Linked DNA regions of Homo sapiens: region 1 is linked to region 2. Evidence: read pairs that join two places in POLR2A ChIA-PET (ENCODE). Cell type or tissue: Panc1. All regions are shown on one strand.

Evidence for each region. Peaks named below come from ENCODE experiments on the same cell type or tissue, not always from the same donor. Only the 100,000 strongest peaks of a DNase experiment are listed, where the experiment ranks them.
Region 1: POLR2A ChIA-PET joins it to region 2 with 15 read pairs; 1 of 35 experiments calls an interaction of 5 or more read pairs at or near these places.

What each region holds. Positions count from the first base shown.
Region 1 is chr1:172,368,576-172,376,575 of GRCh38, forward strand. The region is part of intron 17 of DNM3 (dynamin 3); the gene reads left to right. Among named protein-coding and RNA genes, the nearest start is that of C1orf105, 48 kb to the right of the region's middle. In Panc1, no CTCF peak of the experiment used is centred here; no DNase peak of the experiment used is centred here; H3K27ac peaks cover 5,593 bases.
Region 2 is chr1:172,214,617-172,222,616 of GRCh38, forward strand. All of the region lies in intron 14 of DNM3 (dynamin 3), which reads left to right. Among named protein-coding and RNA genes, the nearest start is that of DNM3OS, 74 kb to the left of the region's middle. In Panc1, no CTCF peak of the experiment used is centred here; no DNase peak of the experiment used is centred here; H3K27ac peaks cover 4,162 bases.

The DNA.
Region 1 (8,000 bases), 150 kb after region 2:
CAAGAATAAGCCAAACCCAAAATTAGAAGGAAAGAAATAATAAAGATCAGCGCAGAAACAGAGATTAAAACAACAATACAAAAGATCAAGGGAACAAAAAGTTGGTTTTCTGAAAAGATAAACAGAATTGACAAACCATTAGCTAAACTAAGACAAAAAGACCCAAATAAATAAAATCCATAATGAAAAAATGAAACATTACAACTGATACCACAAAAAAGAAATATTACAACTGATACTTCAGAAATACAAAGGATTATTGGAGACTTTTATGAAGAATTATATACCAAAAAATGGAAAACCTAGAAGAAATGGATACATTCCTGGGCACATACAAGCTACCAAGATTGAACCAGGAAGAAATGGAAAACTTGAACAGAACAACAATTCGGTAACGAAACTGAGTCAGTAATTAAAGTCTCCCAACAAAGAAAAGCCCAGGACCAAATGGCTTTGCTGCTGAATTCTACCAAACCTTAAAAGAAGAATTAACACCAATTCTTCTCAAACTATTTCAGAAAATGGAAGGGAATTTTTTCAAACTCATTCCATGAGGCCAGCATTACAAAGCCAAACCAGAGAAGGATGCAAGAAAAAAAAGAAAACTACAGGCCAATATCCCTGATGAACATAGATGCAAAAACTCTTGACAAGATACTAGCAAACTGAATACTACAGCATATCAAAAAGATTATACACCATAATCAAGTGGGATTTATCTCAAGGATGCAAGGATGGTTCAACATATACAAATCAATAAATGTGGTATATCACATCAACAGAATGAAGGACAGAAACAATATAATCATCTCAATAGATACAGATAAAAATTTTTACAAAATTCAACATCACTTCATGATAAAAACTCTCAATAAATTAGAAGGAATTTAACTCAACACAATAAAGGGCTTATATGACAAAACCACAGCTAACATCATACTAAACAAGGAAAATCTGGAAGCTCCTTCTCTAAGAACTAGAACAAGACAATGATGTCCACTTTCTCTACTCTTATTTAACATAGTACTGGAAGTTCTAGCCAGTACTATTTGGCAAGAGAAAGAAATGTGGCTAGTTCCAGTTGTGATGTGCTGTAAGTGTAACATATACATTAGATTTCCAATACTTTCTACAATAAAAGAATGCAAAATATCTTATTAATACATTTTATTTTCATTAATTGATTACATATTGTATTAGTTTGCTAGAGATGCCATAACAAATTATCATAGACTAGGTGGGTTAAGCAAGATAAATGTATTTTTCACAATTCTAGAAGGTAGAAGTCTGAGATCCAGGTGTTGTCAGGTTGGTTTCTTCTGAGGCCTCTCTTCTTGACTCATGTCATCACATGATCTTCCCTCTGTGTGTGCCCATGTCCATATTGCCTCTTGTTATAAGAACATCAGTTATATTGGATTAGGGCCCACCCTAATGAAACCATTTTAACTTAATTACTTCTTTTAAAACCCCATCTCTCAATATAGTCACATTCTGTGGTACTGCTGGTTAGGGCTTCAACATGAATTTTGTGGGGGACACAACTCAACTCATAATGCCTGTCAAAATAATAATATTTTGGACCTATTTGGTTAAAAAAGGCAGTATTAAGGTAAATTTCAACACTTTATTGTTACTTTTTAAAATATGGCTACTAGAAATGTGGCTTGCATTATACTTCAATTGGACAGTGCTGGATTTTATTTCTTTGGGACACCAAAACACTGTATCATCACCTGTTGAAAGAATAAGAAAAAGTTCTCATTTTAAATAATTTGCCATTTTCTACTATATTTCCCTTTTAGTACTAAGTTTTATTTTGGTATTGCTAATAAGCAAAAGCAGTGAGATGCTATATAAAGAAGATGAAATGTGCACAAAGAAAATTAGACCAGAGTTCTATTTTGATCTTACTATCTTTATGATCTCAGGCATAGCCCTTACCTTTTCTTTAATTTCTTCTTTCTACAAAAGAGAGGATAACAGCCTACATTTGTTGAGTGATTATTTTGTGCCAGGTACTCTTCTGAATTTCTACACTACTAATTTATTTAATCCATACAACAACCCTTTGAAGATTTTAGGTAGTAGTATTACTCTATTTGAGAGAAAACTGAAGCACACAGAGATTAATTAACCTGCCCAAGACTCCAGAGTTAGTAAGTGGTAGAAGCAACTGGTCTAACTCCATACCATATCATTTATTTCTCCCTGTACTTCTGTCTCACAAGATATTTGTGAGGATCTACTGAGATGGTATATGTGAAGGCATTTGAAAACTGATGACTGTTAATTATTTTCTTTGTCTGCCTTCCTAGGAACATTTCAGAGAAAGCTATTATTTTTGTCTTTTGACCAGCAAATCTATATATCTTTCTTTACAGCCTGGTAATTTCAGAACGAATAGAAGTGTTTGTATCTGTGGGTTTGACACACTACTGAATCACAAAGTCTTTGGAATAATTCTCAAAAGCCATCACTTTTAGCCCACTTTCTCATTCATTAATGCTCTATTCTTTTTCTAGCATGTCTAGCAGAATTCTCTTGAATTCTTGCAGTGAATTGGTGCTCCTTAAATACCTGCTATTTTGGAATAGTTTTGACTTAAATACATTTTCCTTTTCTCCCAGTTGCAAAATGTCAGGGCTGACAACTGAAAGGGCTTCTGAAGATTGTCAGTGTTCTCATATTCAGATAGGTAGCAAAGAATCTGACACATTTGGTATAATAAACCCACAAATGTTCATTAGTAAGATTGTAGCCTGATTTATTTCTCTGATTTAGAAAACACGCTTAAAGAAGGAGAGTCTGTCTGCAAGGAACCTTCTGAATTCTTTTTTTAATTCAAGCTCGTATATATAAATATTGTAAACTGAGATGTCGCTTATGTCATTTACATCATTTATCTCAAATAATAAAAATGGTTCACTTTTTTTGAGCACTACTATATGTCTGACACTGTGGTAAGTGCCTTTTCTGCATTATTCTCACTTGGTGATATCACACCTGCCCTGTCCTATAAAATGTATAATGTGCATATATTACCTCCACTTATAAGCACAGAAATTAAGGCTTAGAGAGGTTGAGTAACTTCTTAACTAACCTCACTAAAGTCACAAAGCTTATTAGTGACAGAGCCAAGATATAATACAGGTCATCTAATTCCGTAGTTCATACTGTTAATCACTATTCCACATTTCCCTCAAACCAAAGTGGATTGAGCATTCAGGGTATTCTGTCTAAGTCAGGCAGATATTTTTATTTTTATTTTTATTTTTATTTATTTTTATTTTTATTTTTTATTTTTTTTACTTTTTTATTTATTTATTTATTTATTTATTTATTTTTTATTATTATACTTTAAGTTTTAGGGTACATGTGCACATTGTGCAGGTTAGTTACATACGTATACATGTGCCATGCTGGTGTGCTGCACCCACTAACTCGTCATCTAGCATTAGGTATATCTCCCAATGCTATCCCTCCCCCCTCCCCCCACCCCACAACAGTCCCCAGAGTGTGATGTTCCCCTTCCTGTGTCCATGTGATCTCATTGTTCAATTCCCACCTAGGAGTGAGAATATGCGGTGTTTGGTTTTTTGTTCTTGCGATAGTTTACTGAGAATGATGATTTCCAATTTCATCCATGTCCCTACAAACTTATATTTGATGAATTCTGCAAATAGGTGTATGATCCAGTTTTTCTTATAGCTTCTGTGATTTGGTAATCCTCCTACAGATGGTAGAATATGGTATTCACAATAATATGAAAAATATAATTAAATTTGACAAGAATTCTATTAAAACAGCAAGATTTACCATCCAGAATTATTTCATTTATTTTTAATTCATCTTTTATCTTAAACATACCACCTTGATGTTATGTGAAGCTATCTTATATGCTACCTTAAGCCATATGCATTCATTTATGAACCCTCTAAAACTATGTGTCATGCCCTTTCTATTTTATGTTTATTGCCAGGTAGTTTATAAGTGATTAAAGAATATTGCTAGAAATTATATTTAATTAGATAGATAATGTTACCATATCACTTTTGATTCATTTGGCCCCCAATGTAGTATGAAATCTTGTAATTAATTTTTTTTTTTTTTTTTTTTTTTTTTGGAAAGAGAGTCTTGCTTTGTCACCCAGGCTGAAGTGCAGTGGTGTGATCTCGGCTCACTCCCACTTCTGCCTCCCAGGCTCAAGTGATCCTCCTACCTCTGCCTCCTGAGTATCTGGAACTACGGGCATGCACCAGTATGCCTGGCTAATTTTTAAATTTTTTGTAGAGACCAGGTTTCATCATGTTGCCCAGGCTGGTCTCAAATTCATGAGCTCAAGTGATCTACCCACCTTGGCTTCCCAAAGTGTTAGGATTACAGGCACAAGCCACCATGGCCTGTGATGAGAATTTTTAAGAAAAGCCATTTTATCAAATATTTCATTTAACTAAAACACCTTTAATTCAGAAAGCATTATGTCTATTCTAAAAGTGTTTATATGGATTAAATAGACATAAACAATTGGCAGAGGAAAAAACATAGTACTCACTAACAATAGTATTTGTAGAAATTTTGAAGCCATGGTTAAAAAAAGAGAAATTTGAGGGACAATGTAAATACATGCAGTAATAATGCTTTCTTAGCAAAATTCGCATCTTTAGTCTCCTGTCACCTTATTGCTTTGTAAAGAAACATCTTGATCCCAGTCATAAAAGTCATTTAGACTTATAAACTCATTAATGTTTACTAGCAGTTGCAATCTGATTTCTTCTCCTAAACTACTTTAAAAATAGTCTAAGGAAAAAAGCTTTTAAAAACCAACATCAGCTTTATCTCTTACACCTCACGTAATACTTACAAATCTTATTAATAAAGCACTCAGGACAATCTGATACACTACAAAATTTAAAATAATACAGAATTGTTTCAAATAATAATTGCATCCTTCTATAAAATTTGCCTTAGAATAGTTTTAATTTTTATTATAAATGCAGCCATAGTTGTTGATCTTTAAGCAATCTTGACTCTCTTTGTTTTTGCCACTTTATAAAATGTAGACAAATCTGATAGCCAAGGTAAATACCAGAATTAGGGTAAAGCAAAGATAGTTTTGTTTTTTTGTACTTTACATCCTCCAGATTGTCAAACAGGCAACATACACACATTCAATTTCAGAAGAATGAGAGAGAGAAGTAACAAAAGAAAAAAAACTCCAGACCCAATGATTATTACTCCAAGAATATAGATCTTTGTCTAAGCAATCTTCTTCAGAATATTAGTAGTTATAGAACTCTCAGTATATTTTTATCATCTTCACAAAGTTATTTTTCTGTAAACTAAAGGTTTGCCTAAATTGAGATAAGCTCCTTTAAATTTTAATTTATTTTTTAGTTGGGTATGAGCATTTACAGTGACAGAAGAAGTTCTGGTTTTGGCAACTTTGGAAGTAGCTCCCCAACTTTGGGACATGTACGTGTTGTCTGTATGATGACTCAGCTGTGGTCTGGTGCTATTATCACATAATGTTCTATCTTTGAATATTGGAAACAAGAAATTTGCAACAGCTCAACCTAGCAAATTTCTTCTGATTTTGTTTTCATCTTTCCTTTCAACAAAAATTAACTTAAATTTCCTAAAACAGCCTTCAGGTCTTTTTTTAATCTTGATCATCTACTAAGGCTCTTGGGCCCTGGGAATGTCTGAGAAGGTGCACTCAGTAATTCATGTGTAGGAATAGTTGAAAAAGTTATCTTCAGGCCTTTCGGGAGTTCTGTAGTTGGATGTAGGTGACAGCTTTATCAACTACAGTATTCAGTGAACATCAGGGAAGCTTAAAACCCCTGATTATAGCTGCTTTTTTAACGGCTTCGTTTTTCTTCTGTACTCCAGAAAGAAATGATTCTACTCACAGAATTTTACAGTTGTGTGTGGTTTTTTTGGTTGCTTTAATGCTTTGTATTATTTTGTTTTTACTAAGAAGTTTTTACATGTAAAGCAAGTGTAATTGTATTTACATTGAACTTTGAAAGATTTTCTTCCTCATAATGTAAAGAAAAGGTAAATAAGATCAACTGCATACCTATGCTATTATTTTGCTATGTAGTTTATTATGACGGCCCATGCTGCTTTCATATTATTTGAATTTTATTGCCCCTGCTTTCTCTAGGACTTTATTAACTTTGATATAGTGCATCTATACTCATCCATGTAAATGATTTTGAAGAACAAAACAATTGACAGATTTTGCTTTACAATATCTGTGATTTTTGTTTCATACCTTTGTCCATCTTTCAATCTTTGTAAACAGACCTAGTTCTTTATTGCGTAGACCTTATAATCCCTTAATACCCTGATTCTAAACTGAATGAGCTTTAAAAGTGCCTGTTAAACAAATAGTATAAAGGATACAATAATTTAAAATTTCTTTACAGTTACAAGTTTTTAGGTGATGGAAGTAGAATTCCTAAAATATAGATTACTCTTGTGTCATTTTCCCCCTAATCTTTAAGTGTTATCTTCTTATAAATGAAACCACGGGGGTTTTTCTTGTGATTATAGTATTTCATTATTTGAGTATGTAAACATGATGATGATGGTGTTACAGAATTAACAGTAGCAGAGGAATCGCTCTGAGTCAAAAACAGCCTTCATCATGATCAATAGCACAATTGTTTTATGTCTGTAAGGCATTTCTCATAGGACTATATTTGGTCATCCTGGTAGCTTTTGGAAACACATGTTTTGTCTCACAGTATTTGTAGACCACTGTTGGTGGTGGGGTGAGCATCATCAACACTATCTTAACCCATACCCTTCCAGCCTCATCAAATTAGAAGTGAATGATTGGCAGTGGAGAGAGGTTTTCAGTGAAACCATTCTTGATAATGTAGGGCTGGAAAAATTCACAGGTACGTTACCATGGTAACAGTGTTTTCATCGTGATGACCTGATTTACTAAGAAAAAGTCTTCAAATAAGTCTATGACATGATTAAATAAGAGATTTAAGGAAAGGGAAAAGACAAAAACAAAACACCTGAAAGACATTCCAGTCAAGCCCAGTGCTTCTATAATAGACGCCCCAAGGTATGGTGAGAATTATTTCTGATTCAACACTTTCATTCCCTCACCTGTTAAAGTAGTAAACCTTTAAAAGAAAGCTTTTAAATTAAAATTTTCAGCTACTTGGGAGGCTGAGGCGGGACCATCGCTTAAAGCCAGGAATTTGAGATAAGCCTGGGAAACATAACAAAACCCCATCTCTAAAAAAAAAAAAAAGGCAAAATTAGCTGGGCGTGGCATGTAGTTACAGCTATATGGGAGGATCCCTTGAGTTCAGGGGTTCGAGACTGCAGTGAGCTATGATCACGCCACTGCACTTCAGCCTGGATGACAGGGCAAGACTCTGTCTCTAAAAACAAAAATAATAATAGTAGTTATAAAAATATGTTTTAAATAACTTAAAACTTTATATAACAGCCTGTTTCTTAAATACCATGCAAATAATTTCGGAGAAAGTAAGTTATGGTAATTTTTATAAATGACTTCACATTTACAATGCTGGTGTTTTTATTGGTTAAATTAGATTTCTCAATAGCTATTTTTAAAAACTGCAATAGGAAGGACTGTCTATTGTATTTTTTAGAAACAAGCTGGTTTCTACAATATTATTCACGTTTTTTAAACAGCATCATTGAACCTGCACATAAAAGGTTAAATGTTTGCAGACCATTCTTTTTTGCCTCAAAGATCAGAGACAAATTACTATTTTTATTTTACATTTCCTTGATGAGGATAATGATAAACAGCTGTCATTTCAGTGCTTCAACTGCAAAGAACCTTATTGCAATCCTATAATTTAAACAAAGAAAAAATATAGTCATACACAATATACATACAGAAAAGAGCACAATGGAGAATTTGGTTAGAACTGGGGTTAGAGAAAAGGAAGTGTTGCTCTCTGCAATTACTCACGTAAAAGAAAAATTCCATTTAT
Region 2 (8,000 bases):
GAATCTTACAGTAACTTAATTATTATATACTATAGTTAATATCCTGCAGCTATAAAAATGACTGGGAACAAGCTAGGATATAAATTTAAAAGTAAATGCATAGGAGTGTGGGTATAGAAAGATCGCTGAAAAAATTAATACTTATAAATCAGCCATTTTTTTTCAATAGTAACACTGAGAGAATGAGAAAATACCTGCAATTAGTGTATTTTAAATTAGTCCTTCTTTCCTTTTACAGCTGCCAGTGGAGGGCATATTGATCAGAGAAAGGACCAAATAGACAAAAATGCAGAAAACAGATCTATGGTGTAAAGTGCCGAAGTAATTGATCCTTACCTAGTAAATATTCACATATGTTAACGTAAGTTAATACTGTTAGGAAACTGAGACCAATTTCATAAACAATATGCAACTATTTGGAAATTTCAATTATAGATGCTCAACAAATATCAAGTAAGCACATTTAAACCTAAAGACGAGTGTTCGGATATTTCAGTGGAACATTTTAGTATTGGTTCTGACTGTAATAATCCTGGCCAATATGTGTAGACTCTTTTAGTAGTCATTGTTTCCAAGCTGATTGGGCAGAGACCATGTCTATTGCACTTTTGAATAGCAACTTGAATCCTCTTGGCTTCTGGAACATATAAAATAACAATGTTCTCCAGAAATGCTGCCATTTGGTAACTTCTCTTTGGAGTGCAAACTTAAATTCTTGGTTATAAGTAGTATGTGCATATGCCCCGGTGTCCACATGCACAGATCTCTATGGGCATCAAATAAGGTATGCTTGCTGGGAAATAGAATGATTTTTGAATGCATAAGAACCCAAAGAGGATGACATAAACTTAGCGAAGTTTTCAAGCTCCAGTCTTTATTATGTATGTATGTTTTAAATTAAGGAGCAATCCAAAGGTTGAAAATCAGGGAAATCAGAGGCAGTTAATTTTATCAGAGAAAAAAATTGGAAGATAAAAGCTTTGGAAGATATCAGAGCAAAAATTGGAAGATAAAAAAATGAGAGGAATAGCAAAAACAAATTTTTAAGGTAAAACTATAAATTTTCTTTTGAAATTGTACATATTCGTTGGACTCAATAGTCATCTTCTCTTACTGGAACTAACTAAGAGTTAGTCCCTGTGACTGCTTACAAGGCAGAGCCAGGTAATTGATGCGTCAGAAACCTAGCTGTTGAACCACTGTGTGAATCTTTAGGCCATGAGGCTTAATTCTAATTTTAAGCAGATTTGGCTCTTATAAATCCTAAAGAGTTATAAAGCCTTGAGTTATTTTCTTGAAAATATCTGATAATTCAATTTATAATTTATTCTTAACACTCTCTTTAAAAAAAAAAGAAAGAAAACTTAAAGTATAATAATAATAAAATTAAAAAAAAAAAAAAGAAAAGTAAGGGACCAGATCAGGGGTAGAACAAAGCTGCAGACATATATTTTTCAAACCTGCTGTCAAGGAAATCAGAGGCATAAGAAAACTTGAACAGAATCAAGAAATTTACCATTTAGTTATAAAATTAGATGCAGCATTCCATATCTCATCCAAATATAATAATCTATTGGGAAATCATATTCAGGAGTGGCTTCTCCATCGAAGGTATAATTCCCTTGGAAGATTCACATGTATTTTATACAGTTTATCCCTAAAAATGTTTAAAGACAAGTCTGTGTAAAATGTGAAGTACTTGACTTCCTTATTAGTGACTTTATCTGAGGCATGGTCTACCATAGTAGTGATTACACTGCCCATTAACCAGTGAGTATTGATCTATTTATTCCTGAAAATTTTCCCTCCCCATTTAAAAATAAGCAGAAATAAAAACCTGGCTTCGTCATTTGTGATGGATGCTAAAGTCATGACTAGATAAAAGACTTCAATTTATCAGTTTATGTCTGAAGCCGAAAACTACTTGTTGATCTCTTAAATTCAAAAGGTTACTTGGAAACACTCAAGGCCAAATTGGAGAAAAATGATTAATCCATTTTAGTAAGTGCTTCTTTCTTATAAATGGAATTTAACTCCTTGGGCAAATGTAACGTTCTTTTTACTTCTGTGATTGCTAAAGTTTCTTTAGGATAAACATAGAAAAGAAATGGGAGTAGAGGGAATACACACACACACATGCACACACACACACACACACACATGCTGCAACCACACAAAGCACAAAGCAATTGTTGAATATGTCTGTGACCTTTGTTTATGTTCATATTTCAAAGTCAAGATAAGCCAATTTTCCCACCTAGAGATTTTCCCTCTGTAATTGGATATGTATCTAGATATTTACTATCATAATGGATTCTGGAAATGACACTAAAATTTCATTTCACTACCAGCCAACCAAATTTCTGATCTTTCAAAAATTAGGTCATTTAAAAGCTTTGCAAGAATCTCAGTTTATTAATTGGGGTGACACATTTATAGTTATTGGTTACAATATCAATGGAATCTTTCTTAATAAAACAATGTTCTCACTATAATTATAGTCCACAAGCACTATGAGCCACATAGTGGCATTTAAGATGCTCTCACCTTCTTCAGCCTCCTTACACCTCACTCTTAGAGCATCACTACTATCCCTTAAAATATGGAAAGGTGGAGAAATCTTTCTGAGCTTGGGCACTTCCACTAACTCTTATTTTGCTGCTGGTCCCTGTCCCTTTGAGGAGCAACAGCACTAAAAAGCTACTTTCAGAGATCCAAAAACAACATGGTTCGTGGAAAGCCATGTATTGGTATGGCTGGGGCCTGCCAACCAATTGTGTTCAGTCCTTTACTCTCAGAGATATTTAAAATCTCCTACTGGCTCCTTTTGTGTAGCGGTAAGTGAAGATTCAATGGGACAAGGCTCTAAATGGACTGGAGGCCTCTTTTCCATTAGAGATGTGTTTCCTCATAGACTTTTGTCTTCACACTTTATTTTCTTGTGCCCACTGCCTCTTATTCGATCATTTGTTGTTTCTATTCTCAAACTCTCTTTCTTCTTCTCCTAATTTTGTTTCTGAAAATTTAGCCTGTATCTTACAATCTACTATATACCAGGCAGTGCTCCACTCTCTCCTTACTTTTTTAACTACAGCCTATCAACCAAAGTTTATTCTATGGTTGACTTCCTCTCAGGAAAAAGACTGAGAGGAATAGACAAAACTTTGTAAAGAAATGTATGGGATGGTTGTGGGAGGGAAATCACAATGAGTGCATTTGGAAAAATACATAAACTACCTGTCTTCTTATGTTCATGATCATATTTTAAACTAGAATGGTTAACAGCTGTGTCTTTCCTGAATTATTATAAGCTAGTTTTATAGTGAATAACATTCTATATTTGTTCAGCGTATTTTAGATAATGAGGTAGGAAAAATTTCTGTAGTATATTTATTCCTGCTAAAATAGATTATGGTCTATAGAATCTGGTTATCCGCTATTTAAAATGTTTCCTACATGTTTGAGGGTTTCAAAAGTGTCCTTTTCATTTGTGGAATTTAATTCTATTCTCTAGACATAATCTCAGTGTTATATCATTACAGAGAGTACTTTAGTGAACAGTCAAATAGGAAGAGAGTAAAAGAAGAACACTGGCATGTTGAGCCAGACTCTTAAGAAAAGCAATTAATAAGAAAATAGCTCTGTAGCCCAATGAGAATTAAATAGTGAGATTAATAGAAACTAAATAATTGGATGGTTTGGGTTTGGATTATGTACATGAAGATTTTTTTTTTTAAAGTGAAAGAATTTTGTTCTTTGTTACACTGGTAACATTAAAATTAATGAGTAAGGGTAAGGAGGACTGAGGAATTGAGGTAATTTGTGGTTTCACTGTAACAAGGTGAAGAAGACAACTTTTGGCAAGTTTTTTGTTGGCATATCTGATTTGCACTAATATGATGTTATTTACAATATTTATCCCACTTAAGTGAGTATTTGCATATTTTACTATAGAAACGTGGGGGTTTGTGGTATATGATATATACAAAATATTACCTTTATAAATTCTAAAAAAAATCTGAATTCTGAAATATATGTGGCTCCAAGGACTTCAGATAAGGAATTGTGGACTTGCATATCTATTGACTGTTGGGAGGAAAACTTTAAGAGGTATTATGAGTGAGCTATAACCTCCTCTTTAATAAGAAGAGTCAGTAACTGTTGTCTAAAGTGGTTAAGTTGAGAAGTAAAAGTATAAGCATATAATATAGTGTTATGGATCAGAATATCTAAAGAGAAATTAAAAGAAATTTCTCTTTGAAGTAGAGGTAAAGAGGGTTGGAGCGGGAGACTTGCTTCTCATCACACCTTCTTCAAAACTATGAACTGTTATCATGTGCATGCATTATTAATACTTTAGTTTTAAAAATTAAATTAATTATTTCAACAAACTTGCCTTGAGTTTATGTAATGTGTTAGGCATGGTATCTGGAAGCGTGAAAATTGAAACCTTTGTCTGGGCACAATGGCTCATGCCTGTAATCGCAGTGCTTTGGGAGGCTGAGGTAGGAGAATTGCTTGAGCCCAGGAATTCAAGACCAGCCTGGGCAACATAGAAAGATCTCATCTCTACAAAAAATAAAAAATAAAAGAAAACTAGCTGGGCATGGTGGCATGCACCCCTGGTCCCAGCTGTTCAGGAAGCTGATGTGAGAAGATCGCTTGAACCCCGAAGGTCAAGGCTGCAGTGAGCTGAGATTGCATCACTGCACTGCAGTATCACTGCACTCCAGCCTGGGTGACAGAGGAATACCCTGTCTCAAAAAAAAAAAAAAAAAAAAAAAAAGAAGACGCTCTCAAGAGTTCTAATATGTAAAATAGACTTGTAAACAATGAGGCTTGATATGAAACAGTAAAGTGATCATTTTTATAGCATTATATACAGAGAAGACAGTGACTACTATTTTCCAGCTAAGAGAGTGTACATCTAGGTGTGTATGAGGGTAATGGGCCTGGTGAACTGTAGGAGAGGGAAGAGGAAAGTCAGTCAAGGGAGCCTTCACAGAGGTGCTGGACCTTTTTAGAACGCAAAAGACTCAATCTGAGAGGCGTCAGAGGGAGACAGACACAAGGTGAAGATGTAGAAAAGTTCTTGATGGAGAGCACTCTTCCATGCCCTCCTTGTAGCTAGAGAAAACCAGGCTGTAGCTCCTTTAATTTAAATCTGCCTTCCCCAGCAAACAAGAAGCTATTTGGATATTTTGTTTTGTTTTTCCTGAAGGGTGACAGTAGAGGGTGGGAAAGGTACATTTTACATAGGAGATTTATATCTTAATTTTACTCTCAAAATAGAAGACCCTGAGAAAATACACATGAGCAGGGAATTTTTTAAAAGAAATTCAGTTTAAAGTCAGCTTTTTCTAGATTGCAAGTAAGCTGTGTAGAGTAAGGGAAACATGGCTCATCTGGCCAGGGTTCTAAAGTAGGCAAGCTAACTAAATCTCACAGGAGGTCTTCGAGGAGAGCAAACCCAGAATTCATTGCATTAATCCAGCCTAAATATTTTAAGGACATGAACAAATATGATGATGTCATTGAAGAGAAAGGGTTGTTTGCTTCCATACCCATTTTGGCAGCTGTAGCAGCTGTGGTATCTCTTCAAACACTCAGATTGTAGGTTAAACCCTAAAGTTGAGCCTTTGAGTTTCAGGGCTAGATAGGAGTTTCTTGAAATACCAGCCTTCTGATATAACAGAAATTATGACAGAGGAGCTGTATACAAATTGGCTATAATGGGGAGTGATCAGATACATTGTGAATAAATACAATATACAAAGAGTTAATATTAAAAATATGGAGAATGGGGGAAAACTCAAAAAAGAGAGCTCAAGAATCAATGCTTCAAGTGCATGTAGAGTTAAGAGTGCACATGGGGGAGGCAGTGAGGCCTCTGACAGGTGGTAGGGGAAGTAAGTTGACAGATGAGCTTTATATTTCTTGAAAATTTTCTCTTTATCTCAGTTCACAGAGGCGGATGGGAAAGGAACAGATGTCAGAAACAGCAGTGATTCTCAGGGAAGATTAAATGGTAGAGGAAATGGAGATCGCATTACCAAATAAGATGGGAAGGGAAAGCAGTGTGTTTAAGTAGAACTAGACAGAATGACCAGGTGGAATTTGGATTTGAAGTTTTAGGGGATATCATGTTAAAGCAGTAAACACCAAGCTATCACAATCTGACCCGTTGAGATTCCATTAATTGATAACGATGATGAGTACTTCTTTATTTGTTAATAAAAGCGTGCCATAAAGAATAGGCACATTAAAGTTTTCATTTAAAAATACATGTATTGTTCCATTTCAGAATTGTTAAGAAGTTGAAATATTCTTATAACATTAGAAAGAACTAAGGTTTAGGAAGATTTGGGATTACGTGAGAGTTGCTTGTATCACATCATGTTACTTTTCATTCAATTTTCTCCTTCATCAATCCCTCTTCCCTTCTCCCCTTTTCCTTCTTCATTTTTTCTCCTTATAGGGACATATGGAGGTATGGGAACTCAGACGCAGTATTCAAAGAAAAAGAATGTATTATTAAGAAACTTGGTCACATTATTATTATAAAAGTATACATTCACTAAGAAAACATTTACATAAGAAAAGTACTCAATTAGATTTCTGGTCTATATATAAAAGATCTTCTCAACCAAAAACAACTTGAGGCTGGCATTTAGAAAACCTGAGCTCTAGTTCTACCCTATCCCTCATTAGCCCTATGACTTCAGACAAATCATATGCCCTCTTTGGCTCTCAGTTTCTTCAACTGTGAAGAAGAGCTTAGATCATGTCTGTAATATATATGTTTTAATTATTTGAATACCATAGTCTAGGTGGTGATCTTAATGCAAGCAAATGCCGTTCACTTTAACAATCCACAGGGAAGAGATGGGAGAGATGGTTCCAAGAGCAGAAAACTATCTTGGTAAAGGAATTCCTACATTTTTATCCATTCATTCTACTAATACTAAGTAAACATCTGCTGTGATTTCCTATGCCTGGGAATGCATTTCTTCCAGATATCCACATTGCTTATTCCCTTGCCTCCTTTAGGGCTTCACTGTGTGGTCATCTCGTGAGGACTTCCTTCTTTCCTATTTAAAATTATGTGCATGCACACACCACACTGTCTCTCTTGCTATCTCTCTTTCTCTCTCCAATTCTGGGACTCCCCATTCCTCTTTCTGTGATTTATTTTTCCCAATAACACTAAATACTTTCTAATATTCTAAAAAGTTACCTATTTATTTTATTATTTAAATCCCCCGTTTGAAATTAAGATAAAGACAAAGACTTTGTAGGGTTTGTTCAATGCATAGAATAGAGTTTATCACATAGTAAGCCCTCAGTAACAGAGTTCAAGTCTTAATCATCAAGTAGCTGAGGAATTCTAGACTCATTGCGAGTATATTATTTCAATGGGAATAGATAAGGAGACTAGGAAAGTCAGAGATAGTAATGGATTCACAATTCTGATTTTCAAACATCTTGAGCAACAGGATCTTTGTTTCTGACGAAAACTCATGTAGAAGCCACATGTGAAGAGTTAAGTGCAGACTTGGTCTAAGTGAAACAGGTGAAAGAAACATGGCCACTTGCTTTAGCTAGAATCACTACCTAAACTATGGTATTCACATCATAAAGAATGTACACGATGGATATATGATCCAAGCTCTTGCTTTTCTCCTGCCTCCTCAAGGTGGTCCCTGAAGAAATTCTGAACAGATTTTCTCAAAGTTGCCTAATATCAAAAATTACTTGGAACACTGGTTAAAAACACAGATCCCCTGGGGCTTTGCCCCTGGAAAGGAAAGGGAATATACCAAGAAGTTGGTGAAGAGGCCAAGGTTTGCATCAAGGAAGGTGATTATAGAGAACAAGAAACATCTGGATTTTCCGAGGCTGAATAAAGAGAAAGGTTAGCAAGAGGACAGGGGTCTACTTAGTAAAGTCATTTCAATGGTGGTCAGTCACTTACACTTGTCTCCCACATAAGAAGAAAA